2 separate regions of the Homo sapiens genome follow, and region 2 is linked to region 1. The links are chromatin contacts, found by Hi-C or POLR2A ChIA-PET in ENCODE. All regions are on one chromosome and are shown on one strand. The core of a region is the stretch at or near the end of the contact, and the rest is flanking DNA. Distances in the headings are between cores, read along the strand shown. Region 1 overlaps BIK (BCL2 interacting killer). Region 2 overlaps SCUBE1 (signal peptide, CUB domain and EGF like domain containing 1).

Region 1 (7,130 bases), core at 2,235-4,734:
TGCACCATAGGCAGGTGTGCCATCTCAGCGGGAAGGGGAGGACTGGCTGCTGCAGCCTGTCCTGCTCTGTGAGTGCTGAGAACATGCTGGTGTGGCCTCAATTTCAGCCAGTGCCAGGGGAGCCCCTCCACCACCCCCAGCCTGCCCCCCAGGGCTCCTTTGTCACAAATCTGAAAGGTTTTAGAACCCAGTTGGCCTTGGCAGTTTTGTTCACCTCCTCACTTGACAGCTGGGAGACAGAGGCCCACATTTATGGACATACCCAAGAGATATGTATTGCCTGCTGTGTGCTAGAGAGTGAGTGCGCTCTGTTCTGGTAGAAAGGTCCTTGAGTGAGGTGCGGGGTGTGGGGAGTGCCAGGTAGGGAGGGCGACTGAGGCCCTGGTCCTAGGGGTGGAACCATGGAGGAACACCCTGGTCACCCACTGGGACTGCGGGTCTGCGGGGCGCCAGAGGGAGCACAGCACATACCTGCCTCGGAGCTGACCCCTGGCTCCATGCCCCGTCCTCAGAGCAGCTCCTGCGCCAATATTAAGTATGAGACATTCCAAGCTGCTTGGGTGGTTGTTCATTATACAGAGATAGTGGGAAAATATTATTGGGAATGAACTCTCTGATTGTCTTAAAATGTTACCATTGTGTAGACACGTCAAGTCCTGGATAGGGTTCCTCATTTTCACATTTTTAGTTCTCTGGTGTTTCTCAGCAGGGCCCAGCTGGCCTTTGGGCAGAACCCTCCTTCCTTATATGGGAATGTCCCACTCTTGGGCAGCTGCCCTGGTGCCGGGCCATTACACACCAGCAGCACTTCCAGGCATTGTGACCCCAGACACCCTGCATGTCTCGAAGCCCTGGCTGAAAACACAAAAGCCGATGCGATGTGATTCCCACTGCAGCCTGCATGCGCGTCCCTGGGAGTGCGACAGTTCTTTGGAAAGAACTATGTCTTAAATCTGTATTGCACAGAGAACTTGATTATTTTAAGTACTGAGCATGTTTGAAGCTCCTTCCCTGAAAGCTTCAAGCAATGGCAGCCTCAGGAGACCCAGGCTCTCCACGTCCAGGTTCTCTTGCAGCGCTGCAGGAAGGATGGCCACGTTCAGCTCTGAGGAACAAAATCCCAAATAAGGGAGGGGTCTGCCTCTCCAGGAGGACAGCAGTAAGGGACAGCAGGCCTTACCACTTGCTCTCTCTGCACTACCCTTGTCCTCATGGCCTGGGGCAAGATCCAAGCCCATGAAGGGGTAAGAGAAATCAGCTGGGCATGGCAGTGCGCACCTGTAATCCCAGCTACTTGAGAGGCTGAGGCAGGAGAATCGCTTGAACCTGGGAGGCGGAGGTTGCAGTGAGCTGAGATCACACCACTGCACTCCAGCCTGGGTGACAGAGCGAGACTCCATTGTGAAAAAAAAGTGTTCTCCATGGAACAACATTCTGTCCAGATCAGGGCTCAGCCTGTCTTTGCTGAGCACATCCTGGCCTGGCCTGATGCCTTTACATTTCACTCACAAGCCCGCCCACCTCTGGCCAACAAGAGTGGTCTCCAGCCAAGCACGGTGGCTCACACATGCAATTGCAGCACTTTGGGAGGCTGAGGCGGGTGGATTACCTGAAGTCAGGAGTTCAAGACCAGCCTGGCCAACATGGTGAAACTACATCTCTACTAAAAATACAAAAATTGGCCAGGCATGGTGGCTCAGGCCTGCAACCCCAGCACTTTGGGAGGCCGAGGTGGGCGGATCACCTGAGGCCAGGAGTCAAGACCAGCCTGGCCAACATGGCGAAACCCACCTCTACTAAACATACAAAATTAGCCAGGCTTGGTGGCACATGCCTGTGATCCCAGCTACTCAGGAGGCTGAGGCAGGAGAATCACTTGAACCAGGAGGTGGAGGTTGCAGTGATCCAAGATCAAGCCACTGGACTCCAACCTGGGCAACCATCACAAAACTCCCATCTCAAAATAAAAATACAAACATTAGCTGGGCGTGATGGTGCATGCCTGTAGTCTCAGCTACTCGGAAGGCTGTCAGGAGAATCGCTTGAACCCACGAGGCAGAGGTTGCAGTGAGCCGAGATCGCGCCAGTGCACTCCAGCCCGGCCGACTCCATCTCAAAAACAAAAAACAAAAACAAACAAAAAAAAAACGGTGTGTGAAGTCAGGCCTCAAAGCTGCAAAGGGCTGTGTGCAGTGGTGTGTGTGCCTGCAGACCCAGCTATTTGGGAGGCTGAGGTGGGAGGACTGCTTGAGCCCAGGAGTTGGTGGCCGACCTGGGCAACACAGGAAAGCCAAGTCTCTTAATTAAAAAAAAAAAAAAAAAAAAAAAAAAAAAAAAAAAAAGGCTGCAAAGGGCCAGACCTTGGGGAGAGAAGACATAAGGAGGCAGGAAAGCCTATTGGAGGTCCCCTTTGGTTTGGAGGCCAGGATGGAGGGAGGAGTGAGCAGGATGCAGGGTCTGCCCAGCCAGCCTGGGAGGTATGAACAGCTGCATCTCCCAGCTCTGGGGATGAGGGGGGTTGGGGGCTGGAGAATGGTGGCCGGCCCAGCCCAGCTTTGACATTTGGGGTGGAGGGCAGACACAGAGCCGATGTCCTGGGAGGGAGGCCTGGTGGGGTCTACAAATGGCACGAGGCAAGGCCCAGGGCAGGTACCAAGCCTACAAAGGTACAAAGCAGGGTCCTGGCCCTCCTGCCCCTGGTGCCCCTTGTCCTGCTCCCCAATCCCCACCACACCTCTCCCTGTGAGCGGAGCCACGGCTGCATCCCTGTGGTGAGGAGTCTGTGCAGGGAGAGGCAGGCATCCCCTAAAGAGGAACTGAAAGCCCAAAGGAAATAACCCCCAACAGTGGATTTTAGGCCACAGACCGGGACAAGGGAGAAGGCAAACCGTCGGGCCAAACCAAGGCAGCATTTGCGGTCCCCTTTTGCAGGGAAGGATCTGATTAGGAGCACACAGGCCCTGCCCTCCCCACCAACACAGTGTGCCTCCCTGGGGCGAGAGGAAGCCCGTGCTGGTGCTGCCAACCCCCCAGAGAGGACCAGAGACTGCTGGAAACCAACATTTTATTGAGCACTCCTGCTCCTCGGAATCTATTCCAGTAGATTCTTTGCCGAGGGCATCACATATCACACAGGGGTGTGACCAGCACTCCCCCTGCTACCTGCCGTGTGGGCAGGGGCAGGAGTGAATGGCTCTTCCTGGGCACAGGCCACAGTTAACCGGTGACAATTGCAGAGCCATAGGAATTCATCTTTTAGAAAAAACGAAAACTGGAATAAAAAAAAAACAAAAAACCTGAGTATAAAACCTCAGCAGTGTTCCAGCACTATCTCGGGGTTTAAATATAAAAAGGCATCATGAGAAAACAGTTAAAAAGATAACAGCAGCAGGCCGCCACCTCCAGGGCAGTGGTCATGGGGGTGGGGCCAGCCCCGCCCTGAGCCGCCGGGGCCTCACTTGAGCAGCAGGTGCAGGCCCCCGCTGAGCAGCGGCAGCAGCAGCGCCAGCAGCAGCAGCAGCGCCAGCAGCACCTGTTCGCAGGACACCTGTGGGAGCAAAGCAGAGGAGTCAGGCTCGGGGCAGGCCCCGGCAATGGGGCCAGACGGGTGACAGCGGAGTGCCAAGGGGAAGCCCAGGAGGGTGGGGACTGGGAAGGAGCTCGAGGGGACCAGAGAAGGAAGGAGTTCAGGAGAGGGGGAAAGTGGCCCTGAGGACGTGGCCAGAGAGGCCAGCGTGGCCTGGGCCTGCCAGTCTGCGGGACACAGGCAAAGACACCCGGTGGGCACAGGTGAGGGCAGTCAGCTGCCCTTGTGGTGGGCGGTGCCGAGTGGACACCATGGGACCAGGCTACCAGGAAGGCTGCTCAGGGAGGCCCCTGCCCTGGCCAGGAGACGGGAGTCCTGCCTGCCAGGTGAAGGCTCTCGGACCAGAGGGAGACCCAGGACCATGCACTGGTTTGTGCACTCAGAACCAGGCATCTCAAACCCAAAAGCCCATGGGATCAGGCAGATGTGGACACAGGTGACACAGATGATGATACGGAGTGGTGGGGACTGTGGCGCCCCAAGGAGCGGCTCTGACAGCCCCCACTGGCCGCAGCGCAAGTCAGGGTCAGGGATCTCAAGGCTCTTACCCAGGACCCGGGGTTCGGGGATCTCCAGAACCTCATTATGTTCTCCTTAAGTGTGGTGAAACCGTCCATGAAACTTCTAAGAACATCCCTGATGTCCTCAGTCTGGTCGTAGATGAAAGCCAGACCCAGGCTATAGACAAAGAGGATGGGGGGACAAAGCCATTACTGCAGGAGCAGGTAGGGGCAGCCTGTACTTAGATGACACCATCACAGCTGTGGGGAGCAGGGGCCTGTGCCCTCCCACCCCACAGCCACCCGGGGCCCTTTCCGTGGGCGCCTCCACCTGCAGGGGCCGCGTGGTATGGACTGTTTGTGGTCAAATTCATTCCAACTTCCTGCTTCCTCCGCCAGCCAGCCGCCCGCCAGCCCACCGGGTGTTTGGCCCTGTCTTCCAGAGCTGGCCACGTGGAAAATAAACCCCCATTCTACAGGGCCCTCACAAGCCACTGCCCACTCTATTCCCCCACCGGAGACTCGCTGAGAGGCCCAGCCCCCAGGATCTAGGATCCGAGCTCACGTAGCACCCCCTCTTAAGACCACGGTGGAAATGTACCATCTGGGCTCAATGAGGACGGCGAGAGAGAAAAGGGCCCTGGGCTCTGCTTTGTTGCCCAGGAATGCCAGGGACAGGTGGCAGGGGGCGAGTGCCAGGAGCTGGGGGCTCCCAGGAGAGGTGCGGGAAGCAGCCAAGGGTTTCAGTATAGCCCCAGTGTCAAGGCACATCCCCCACAGAGCTTCCTCAGGGCCCAGCCCTGTGCTGTGTTCAGGGCCTCCACCCACCGCCCAGGGCCCCTCCCCAGGTGTAGAGGCATAGGGCATAGGCCGGCTACCTGTGCATGGCCACCTCGGAGAGCTGGGCCAGGCGCGGGGCCCTGAGGCTCACGTCCATCTCGTCCCCGATGCAGGCCAGCCGCAGGGCCAATGCGTCACTGCAGGGAGCACACACAGGAGTCGGGTGTGGCTGTGCCGTGGAGGCCACATGCACCTGGACCCACCCAGCCAACGGATTGTGTGCAGCTGGGAGTGGCCCAGAGGATAAGAGATGGTGTCAGATTTGGGGCAGGCAGTGAGTGGGCCTCCCTGTATCCCTCCTCCGGCTCCCACTTGGATTCAGAGATACCCATGAGGTCCCATCCGTGGGTGGCCCCAGAGGTGCAAGCTATTTCAAAAAGAATCCTGGGGCAGGCCCACCTGTGGGCTTTGGTGGAAATGGTGGACAAGGGGAACAGGCAGGTCTGGGGGTGCTGAGCCCCCGGATGGCTGAGGCTGACCAAGGGGAATGGACAGGTCTGGTGGTGCTGAGTCCCCCGGATGGCTGAGCCCCCTTGAGCCCCCTTCCCACAGGGGTTGCAGCTTACCTTCCTTTGTGGGAGGTGAGGGGGCTCTAAGACCTGTGTCCTGGTCCCAATCCTGAAACCAGCCCTGCTGGCACCACCCCTCTCCAAATGGGGGGACTAAGAAGCCCCTAGTAGGCCCCCCACTAAACCACATCCTTGATCCTACACCCCACCCGCATTCACTCCCACACAAAGACTAAGACACTCCCCACCCTCCCAGCTTGCTGGTCTGGGCCTCTACCAGGGACCTGTGTGCATTCCATCCCAGTGACTACACCGGGGGAACTCCCAGGGAAGTGGGACTCCTAGGGGCCCTGAGCTGAGGCCGGCCCTGGGCCCTGGCCCCACCCACCTGACCTGCCAATGCCCTGGGCCTACACTCCCTACTTGGAGGGGATGCGGGTGGGAGGGGTACAGGTGTGGGCTGGCAATCAGGGTTGGGGGCTGTGGTCCTACCTTCTGTTACCCTGGGAAACCTCAGGAAAATACTGCCCCAGGCTTCATGTCCTCCAACCTTGTCCATTAATGGACAGGTGCCTCCAGTTCTAAAATCCTTAATGACTAAAAATCCTGAGGCTGAAAAAAAAAATCCTGAGCAGAAAAGAATCCTGTGGAACATGGAGCTGGTCCCTGGCCTGTGGGAGGTGCCACATCAGAGACAGGATTCCCCAGCAGAAAGCAACAGCCCAGGTCAGGCCTGACCATTCTCTTCCAGGCTCAGGGTAGAAACTACTGAGGTCAGCTGCTCCTGGGCCTTCACGTTCCTCATCTGTACCAGGGGAAGAATGAAAGTGCCAGTCCTGGCCGGGTGTGGTGGCTCACGCCTGTAATCCCAGCACTTTTTGGGAGGCCGAGGCAGGCAGATCACGAGGTCAGGAGATCGAGACCATCCTGGCTAACATGATGAAACCCTGTCTCTACTGAAAATACAAAAAATTAGCCAGGTGTGGTGGCAGGCGCCTGTAGTCCCAGCTACTCAGGAGGCTGAGGCAGGAGAATGGCGTAAACCAGGGAGGTGGAGCTTGTGGTGAGCAGAGATCATGCCACTGTACTCCAGCCTGGGCGACACAGCGAGACTCCGTCTCAAAAAAAAAAAAAAAGCCGGGCATGCTGGTGCACGCCTGCACTCCCAGCTACTCAGGAGGCTGAGGCAGGAAAATCACTTGAACCCGGGAGGTGGAGGTTGCAGTGAGCCAAGATCATGCCACTGCACTCCAGCCTGGGTGACAGAGACTCTGTCTCAAAAAAAAAAAAAAAAAGTGCAGGTCCTTCCTGCCGCTGGGATGGCCGGGTGTGCCTGGACATCTGGGTATGCTGCCGTGTGCTGGACATAGCTGGGAGCAGTTGGCAGAGTGCAAGGGTCAGGTCCTACTGGACCTTGGCCCCTGAAACCCCAGGCAAATCCTGCTGCCTCCAGGGTCCTTGTCAGTCCAAGGAAGATCCCTTCTTCATGCCTCAGTGATTCTTTGAAGCCGGGACCAGGAACTGCATGGCCTCCTCAGGCTCTTCCATAGGTTCTGGTTTTCTTTCTTTTTTCTTTCTTTCTTTTCTCTTTCTCTTTTTTTGTGAAACGGAGTCTTACTCTGTTACCCAGGCTGGAGTGCAGTGGTGCAATCTCAGGGCTCACTGCAACCTCCACGTCCCGGGTTCAAGTGATTT
Region 2 (6,925 bases), core at 2,174-4,673, 97 kb before region 1:
AAATTACATGAGCTAATGTTTTCAAAGAATGAACTCTTAACTGCTATGCCCAAGGAGGGGCAGGTTGGCGTCTGTTTTGCCTTCAGGGGTCCCCATCAACTGTCCCATAACAGCCATTTTCCTCAGAATTTATGGCCAGGACAGACTTGTCTCCAGTCAACATGGTGGTTCATTTTTTCCTTTCCAGGAACAAACACCCCATGACCTTCCCTCTTTCCCTTTTTACCTTGGCTGCCAGGAAGCTCATCATCACATTTCACATTCTATCAGAGCTCCCTTTTTGACCTTTATGGGTGGCATATTTCCTCTTCTCTTTTTACCTGTGTGGTTTTCCTTATTTTCTCAAGAAACATCATGGGGTGATGGGGAAAGATGCTTTGGTCAGCATCCAAGAGGCCTAGGTTTATGTCCCAAGTCAGCTGCCTCCCCAGGGCCCTGGGGCCAGCTGCAGTCCGTTTCCTGCAGGCGTGGATTCAATGCCTCTCTACCACTCCTAATTGGAGCTGACTGTGAGATAGTAAAATGGCAGAGATTCATAATAATCCCTTCCATTCACAATGTTTCTGCCCTGCTCGTCTCCAGAAAAGACGTGAGGTGGCTCCCAACCCAGAAACAGAAGGCTAATGGAGACACAATGGAAAGTCGAGCAGCAAGGAGTCTCCCATTTCCTGTGGGTCGGTGCTGTGCTGCGCCTGCGCCCAGGGACTGTGTGTCCACAGATGTGCCTTGAGTGACTGAGAGTGACAGGCCGTGCCCACCCACCACTCCCTCAAACTCCTCCCCCAACTTTGTCTCCCTGTGGCCACGCAGACATCGACGAGTGCTCCTTCGAGCGGACCTGTGACCACATCTGCATCAACTCCCCGGGCAGCTTCCAGTGCCTGTGTCACCGCGGCTACATCCTCTACGGGACAACCCACTGCGGAGGTCTGCAGCCTGCCCGCCAGGGCCACCTCCCCCCCGAGGCACGCGCCTGGCCGCACGGCCACCTACACTGCACCCCGCATCCCAACCCTGCCCTCAACCCTGGGGGGCCTGAGGCCTCAGCAAGGATGGGGACTCCTGGGCAGAGGGGCTCAGCCAAGGACAAGTGAGGCAGGGCTGGGGAGACAAGGGGTAGCAGGGAACGGTTAGAGGTGGGTAGCAGGTCTCTGCCAGTGCCAGGCCTTGGCCAGATGGGCACGGGGCTGGAAACCCCATTTACTAGAGAACTCGGGCCAGGAGCGGGGGCACCAATACATGGAAATTCCAGACAGCTCGTTCCAGGGAGGCTCACAGCAGAGAGGGGCAGAGTAGAGGGGCAATTCGGGATCCTCAAGGGGGAGTGTTTGGCTGGGGGTAGGGAGGCACTCCAGAGGGATCCGCATGAGAAAGCAGTGGACAGAAGGACCGAGAGGCAGCCACAGGACTGGAGCCCACAGGAGGGAGCTCAGAGGAAGATGCGGATAGGGGGCGCCATCCCACCATGCAGGCTGCGTGAGCCCGCAGGGGAGTTGAGGGTTTATTCCCAGTCAGATGAGAAGCCTGTGGAGGGTTTAAGCAGGGGTGTGATATGGTCAAGTTCATGGAACTAGATGCCCCAGTGACCACATGGAAAGGAGAGTGGAATCCAGGGTACCACTGGGAAGACAGCTCCAGGCATGGGAGCATGCACTGCTGGAGCCGGGGCAGGGTGGGCAGCGACGGAACAAAGAGGAAGATTCTAGATGTATTTAGGAGTCAGAGCCAGGCTGCTGGGACTTGGTGTTATATGGGCATGGTGGGTGAAGATTAGGAAGCCAAGGACGGTCCCCCTCTCTCTTCCTTTTCTGTGACCTGGGGGTAGCCACACTCACGATGCCAGGCCACTTGAAGATCAGACAGGGTCAGGCAAGAATGTGATCAGGACATAGCTGGTGCTTGGGCTTCTGGAGGCGGGCTACAGATTCTTCTGGAAAGACTCTCGAAAACTTGGGCACCCCTTCCCTGGGCCTGCCGAGTGCAGGCAGCTCAAGAACTAACAGAATGTGGGGCCCAGCCCCTTCCCCCAGCTTCAGCGGGTGCTTTTGGTCAGAGGAGGAAAGGCCTTAGCGGTGACCTCTTTCACCCTGGTGTCTGTTGTACCACAGGGGACCCGGGGCTAGAAAAGGGCTTGTCCAGAGTCCCACGGTAAAATCAGTTTCACAATCCCTGGAGCAGTGCTCATTCCCTGCGCCACAAAACCTGGTTGGGTTGGAACTTTAATCGTGTGCTACCTCCTCTGCCCCCTAGCCTGGGGTGCAGCTGCTTGAGTTCAGAAAACCACCCAGGTTCCTGGGGGAAGGGACGCTGGGGTCTGTGAGGAGCCTTATAAACCCACGCGTGTGTGTGCGTGTGGCGTGTGCACTGCTCATCTGCATCCCGTGATGCTGTCCGACTCGGTGGGGTCAGGAGATTCTTGCCCTCTTGCCCTGGGTGGTCCCTTCCCCTGCCAGCCGCCAGCCGCCAGCCTCCCCTCTGCCCTTACGCCCGCTGTGCTTCCAGATGTGGACGAGTGCAGCATGAGCAACGGGAGCTGTGACCAGGGCTGCGTCAACACCAAGGGCAGCTACGAGTGCGTCTGTCCCCCGGGGAGGCGGCTCCACTGGAACGGGAAGGATTGCGTGGGTAGGTGGCCGCCCTGTGCTGCTGGCCCCTCCCCTGCACCTGGGCTTGGATGGGAGGGACAGTGGCTTTTCTGAGGTGGGGGTGAGCAGGACAGCCCCTCCCTTTCCTCTAGGCCTTGCATTCCCAGGCAGAGGTTCTCTGCTGTTGGGGTATGGCTGATGGGAATGAGGACTTGCAGAAAAGGAGGGGGTCCCAGGCAGAGCATGCCAGTGTCAGCCAGAGGCACTGCAACAGGGACCTGAAGTGGGGAGGAGGGCACAGAGGAGATCTGCAGGTCCATGTGCAGCCCAGCCGTGGGGCACAGGGACCCTGCTGATGTCTCCATAGAGCTGGAAGCTTAGAGGGAGTGGGTGTGGAGGCCTCTCCTCTGGTAGCTTCCCCTTGTCTTGCTGAGGAGGCTGAGGGGGAGGAGGAGGGTCACTCGGGGTGCAGCAGCCTCAGTGGGGCACAGTTGCAGGGGATGTGGCAGTGCCTCCTGGAAAGCCCATGGTCCCTGCCCCCTCTGCAGGCATGCTCGCAGCACTGGGTGCCCCTAGGCTGAGTTCTGGACGGGCCCCTGCGTTCCCTGGTTCCCTGTACATGGGACCCTGTCTGGGTGCTGGGGCTGTGGGCCTGCCCTCCTGGAACCTCCACGCCGGGTCCTTGCCCCGCCACACTCTGACATCCCCAGGGCAGCCTAAGTGAGCCTTTTAAATGTAAGTTAGAACATCCCTCTGGGCTCAGAACCCCGCCCCCACCCCCACCCTCCGCCCCTTCCAACCCCGGTAACTCCTCCTTTGACTCTGAATCAAAGCCACAGCGCTTGGAATGGCCCGAAGGCTGCCGCCAGCTGACAGGATTGCCCTCTGCTGTCTCCCTCGCTTCACGCCAGCCTCACTGACTTCGCAGGGCCTCCACCAGCCCTCAGCCCGAGGCTGTGCGCTTCTCTTGGCCTGGAGGGCCCCCCCACACCAGCACTCCTCACTCCTCCCTTGCTGTGAGGGTCTGTGAGTGAGGCCTGCCCCATCACCCACCCAGAGCCGCAGCCTTGGCCACTTCCGCACCCATCTGGGCCCCCTGTGCTTCCAGCTTGCTTTCCCTCCCATCACACTCCCAGCCACCAGAAGTAATGTGCACTTTACAGGTTCGTGTTGGTGTATGTCTGTCTGTCTGTCCATCTCTCTCTCCTCACTAGAATGTAAGCTTTACACAGTTAAACAGGTCTTCTTGGCCTGTCCCATTTACTGCTAGAGCCCCAGCACCTGGAACAGACCCTGACAATCACAGACACAGAGTAAATATTTGTCAGTGAACACATTAACGAATACAAACCATCATTTAATATCTGAAATCCAAAGGCTGAGTTTATCACGTACTTGTGGAAGGACTTGCTGTGCTTTTCAGGCAAAGTCTCACTGAACAAAGTCAACTGCTGCTCTTCTGCTGAGTTTTGGGAAAGAGCTTGTTTGGGGTTGTACGGGTGGCGGAGGCAGCATGAGGGGATCTCCGTCTTACAAGCATAGGAAGGATATGGTACCTTCAGATTCTTTGCAGGAAAGCGTTGTTCATTGAGGGTGTTAGGGGGTCATTGCTCTGTGGTGAGCAGGTTTACGCAAACCTGCCTCCAAAGGGCAAGAAACTGAGTGGCAGAAGAAAGAGGCTGACACATTTAGTTTCTCAGAAAGAAACATTTGGCCGGGCACGGTGACTCACGCCTGTAATCCCAGCACTTTGAGAGGCTGAGGTGGGCAGATCACCAGATCACCTAATTTTTGTATTTTTAATAGAGACGAGGTTTCACCATGTTGGTCAGGCTGGTCTCGACCTCCTGACCTTGTGATCCACCCACCTCAGCCTCCCAAAGTGCCGGGATTGCAGGCGTGAGCCACCGAGCCCGGCCGCTTCTACTGCTCTTTACCATCTGTTGCTTTTGAACTTTTTCTTCCATCCAAGATCCTAACACTTAGGTGAACTCATTGTGATACAGATCTGATCATCCGGGACAATAACTATCCAGCGATATCCTGAATTCTTAAGCAAATGTTTGTCTGTCTCCTGGAGTTTAGGAAAATTTCCTTCAGCACTCAGCATAGCTCTAGACGTGGCTTTACATCCAGCATTAGAGATCTGATTTCTGGCTTTCCTGGGATAAACCCTAAGGGAGGAGTTGCTTGTGTAGGAGATGGAGGGGCAGGAGTGGGGGGGTGATGCGATAAGTGGCTGGTGAAGATGGAGCTGGGCAGAGAGAGTGGCAAGTGGATTTCGGAAGGTTTGAGTGGGAGGAAACTGAGGCCAAGGTATACCAGTGGCAGAAGCTATTAAATGATGAAATTTTGTCTCCTAACATTTTAGAGCTCCTCTTAAATATATTAATGTATTAGTTTTGATGTGTCAGAAGTTCCCACAATGACCAACGTTATTCTAAGCTGGTGGTGGTAGTTGTCGCTGTTTAGGTTTTGTGGTGAGTAGGGGGCAGTTTGCCATTTACCAGGACAAGCACAAGTTAGGATAATAGTCTAAATTCATAAGGCTGCAGGAGTTCAGCCAGGGAAGTTGCAGCCTTGGCATAACCAGCCCATGATCATCACTTTCATCAGTCAAAAGTGTGTGCTTAGCATGACGTTCCGGTTCCCCCAACCAGACACAGGCTGGAAAGGGCCGTGCAGTCAGTGACCTGACAGCTGTGACCCCAGAATATGGAGAAAACAAAGGGGCCTCCTTTCACGTGTTGGCAGAACAGGAGCGCCCTGAGGAAGATTTTAGAAGGGACCCAAGGAAAGCCCTGCCTAGTTGCCTACAGGAATTGGCCCCTAGTATCATAGACCTCTGACCATTGATCCTGGGGGCCAGCTTGGATTGAGTTGGAAGCATGCAGGGCCTGTGTCGCCATCTGGTCCCCAAGGAGCACCCTGTTATCTATCCATCAAACACAAGACAAGTCAGAGCACAACAAAACTCATGGGATAAACCTTTATCTAATAGTCAAGCAAAAGCAAAGTGCCCAGCAGCAGAACACACAGGTAAATGTGTGTCTCCGAACACAAGGTCTTGCTCCCCAGCCAGAGGCCCACTTGCTAACAAAGCAGTCAGCACGAGAGAGCAGCAAAGCAAGTGAGAGCTCAGAGTGTTGTCACACGGTGCCCTCGCAGAAAGCAATCAGCAGGACAGACAAAATGTGGGCCCCGGGGGTTGACCAAGGACACCTGTGGCCCACGGCACCCAAAGGACACTGGGAAGCAAGGGTTTCTAAAACAATCTTGGAGGAACCTCCAGAATTACCAAAGGATGAGATCAGCCACCGCTCAGTATCTGAAACCAGAAAGCTGAGCTGTCGCTTAAGTAAGGGGGAGCTGTGTTGGTCAGGCAGGCTCAGGGAGCAAAGCAAACTGCTGATCTTCCCTGGGGATTTGGGGCAAAGCTTATTCCAGGCAGGTTGGGATTAGGTTGATGGGAGTCTAGAAGCATGGCCTGTGTGGGTTACAGAAGGGAGGTGACTTGACTGAACCTGGAAGCCTGGTTACACTGGAGTAACTCCACATTGATGACTGACCAGAGTGCGAGGCTGTCACTCATGAGGTGGCTTTCAGAGGCGTGCCACATAAGCCGGTTGTCACCGACCAATTAGCCATCTGTAAAATCAGTTCTGGTATTTACCATGGCTGTAGAACCGTCCGTCTTTTCCTAGGAGTCCGGGGGACTTTTTCATCCTCTAAAGATAAGTAAGCAAGTGAGAAATTCTGGAGGGCTGTTTCTCCAGACACCTGATGGCTGTAGCAGAGGCTGCCCCAAAGAGGTGCTTCCGAGCGATCCCCCCCACGGCCCCTCCCAGGAAGCCAGTGTTCATTTAGCGCCGTTCCTTTCCCCAGTGGGAATGGACGCCTGCCCTGGAGAGCTCAGCCCTGCCCTCAGGGAGTTTCTGATCTGGGGATGGGGACATGAACCTTCTCACAGCCAGGATTAGAGCCTGAAGGGGAGGAGGGACTAAGCCAGCTGTCTGGGCCCAGCATCCCCACACGCCCAAGGGACCTGCGATCTCCAGGCGCCTTCCCACCAAGCCAGCCCAGCCATGGAAGAAGGGAGTTGGGGGAGTCCCCATTAGGCCATACCCAGGACCCTCCTGGCTCCAGGAAGCCTCCGCCCTGGCCTCTCTCAGCCCTCTCTCGTATCTCCCTTCATAGAGACAGGCAAGTGTCTTTCTCGCGCCAAGACCTCCCCCCGGGCCCAGCTGTCCTGCAGCAAGGCAGGCGGTGTGGAGAGCTGCTTCCTTTCCTGCCCGGCTCACACACTCTTCGTGCCAGGTAACCCGGGCCGTCCCTGAGAT

The links. Hi-C counts contacts between places; a loop is a spot of excess contacts on that map. ChIA-PET counts read pairs that join two places held with the same protein, here RNA polymerase II (POLR2A). Pooled maps may share reads with other maps.
Region 2: POLR2A ChIA-PET joins it to region 1 with 11 read pairs in WTC11. The contact joins two enhancer-like sites. A Hi-C loop is called at or near these places in 2 of 50 pooled maps. POLR2A ChIA-PET finds 5 or more read pairs at or near these places in 4 of 52 experiments (PC-9, WTC11 and activated CD8-positive, alpha-beta memory T cell).

Annotation. Positions count from the first base shown.
Region 1 is chr22:43,125,630-43,132,759 of GRCh38, reverse strand. It overlaps BIK (BCL2 interacting killer), which reads right to left. Exons shown (of 5, transcript NM_001197.5): 3 at 4,965-5,063; 4 at 4,135-4,264; 5 at 3,048-3,547. The coding sequence ends at 3,455. It overlaps MCAT (malonyl-CoA-acyl carrier protein transacylase), which reads left to right. Exons shown (of 4, transcript NM_173467.5): 4 at 1-551. Among named protein-coding and RNA genes, the nearest start is that of MCAT, 14 kb to the left of the region's middle. RefSeq lists enhancers at 3,663-3,712, 3,313-4,190. Within about 2 kb of position 3,484, at least 7 of the 41 ENCODE cell types and tissues checked have a DNase peak (open chromatin) inside an H3K27ac peak, as active enhancers do.
Region 2 is chr22:43,223,074-43,229,998 of GRCh38, reverse strand. SCUBE1 (signal peptide, CUB domain and EGF like domain containing 1) reads left to right here. Exons shown (of 22, transcript NM_173050.5): 9 at 811-927; 10 at 2,503-2,625; 11 at 6,783-6,902. Among named protein-coding and RNA genes, the nearest start is that of SCUBE1-AS2, 14 kb to the right of the region's middle. RefSeq lists enhancers at 3,001-3,566, 3,567-4,133 and a silencer at 4,754-4,919. Within about 2 kb of position 3,423, at least 3 of the 41 ENCODE cell types and tissues checked have a DNase peak (open chromatin) inside an H3K27ac peak, as active enhancers do.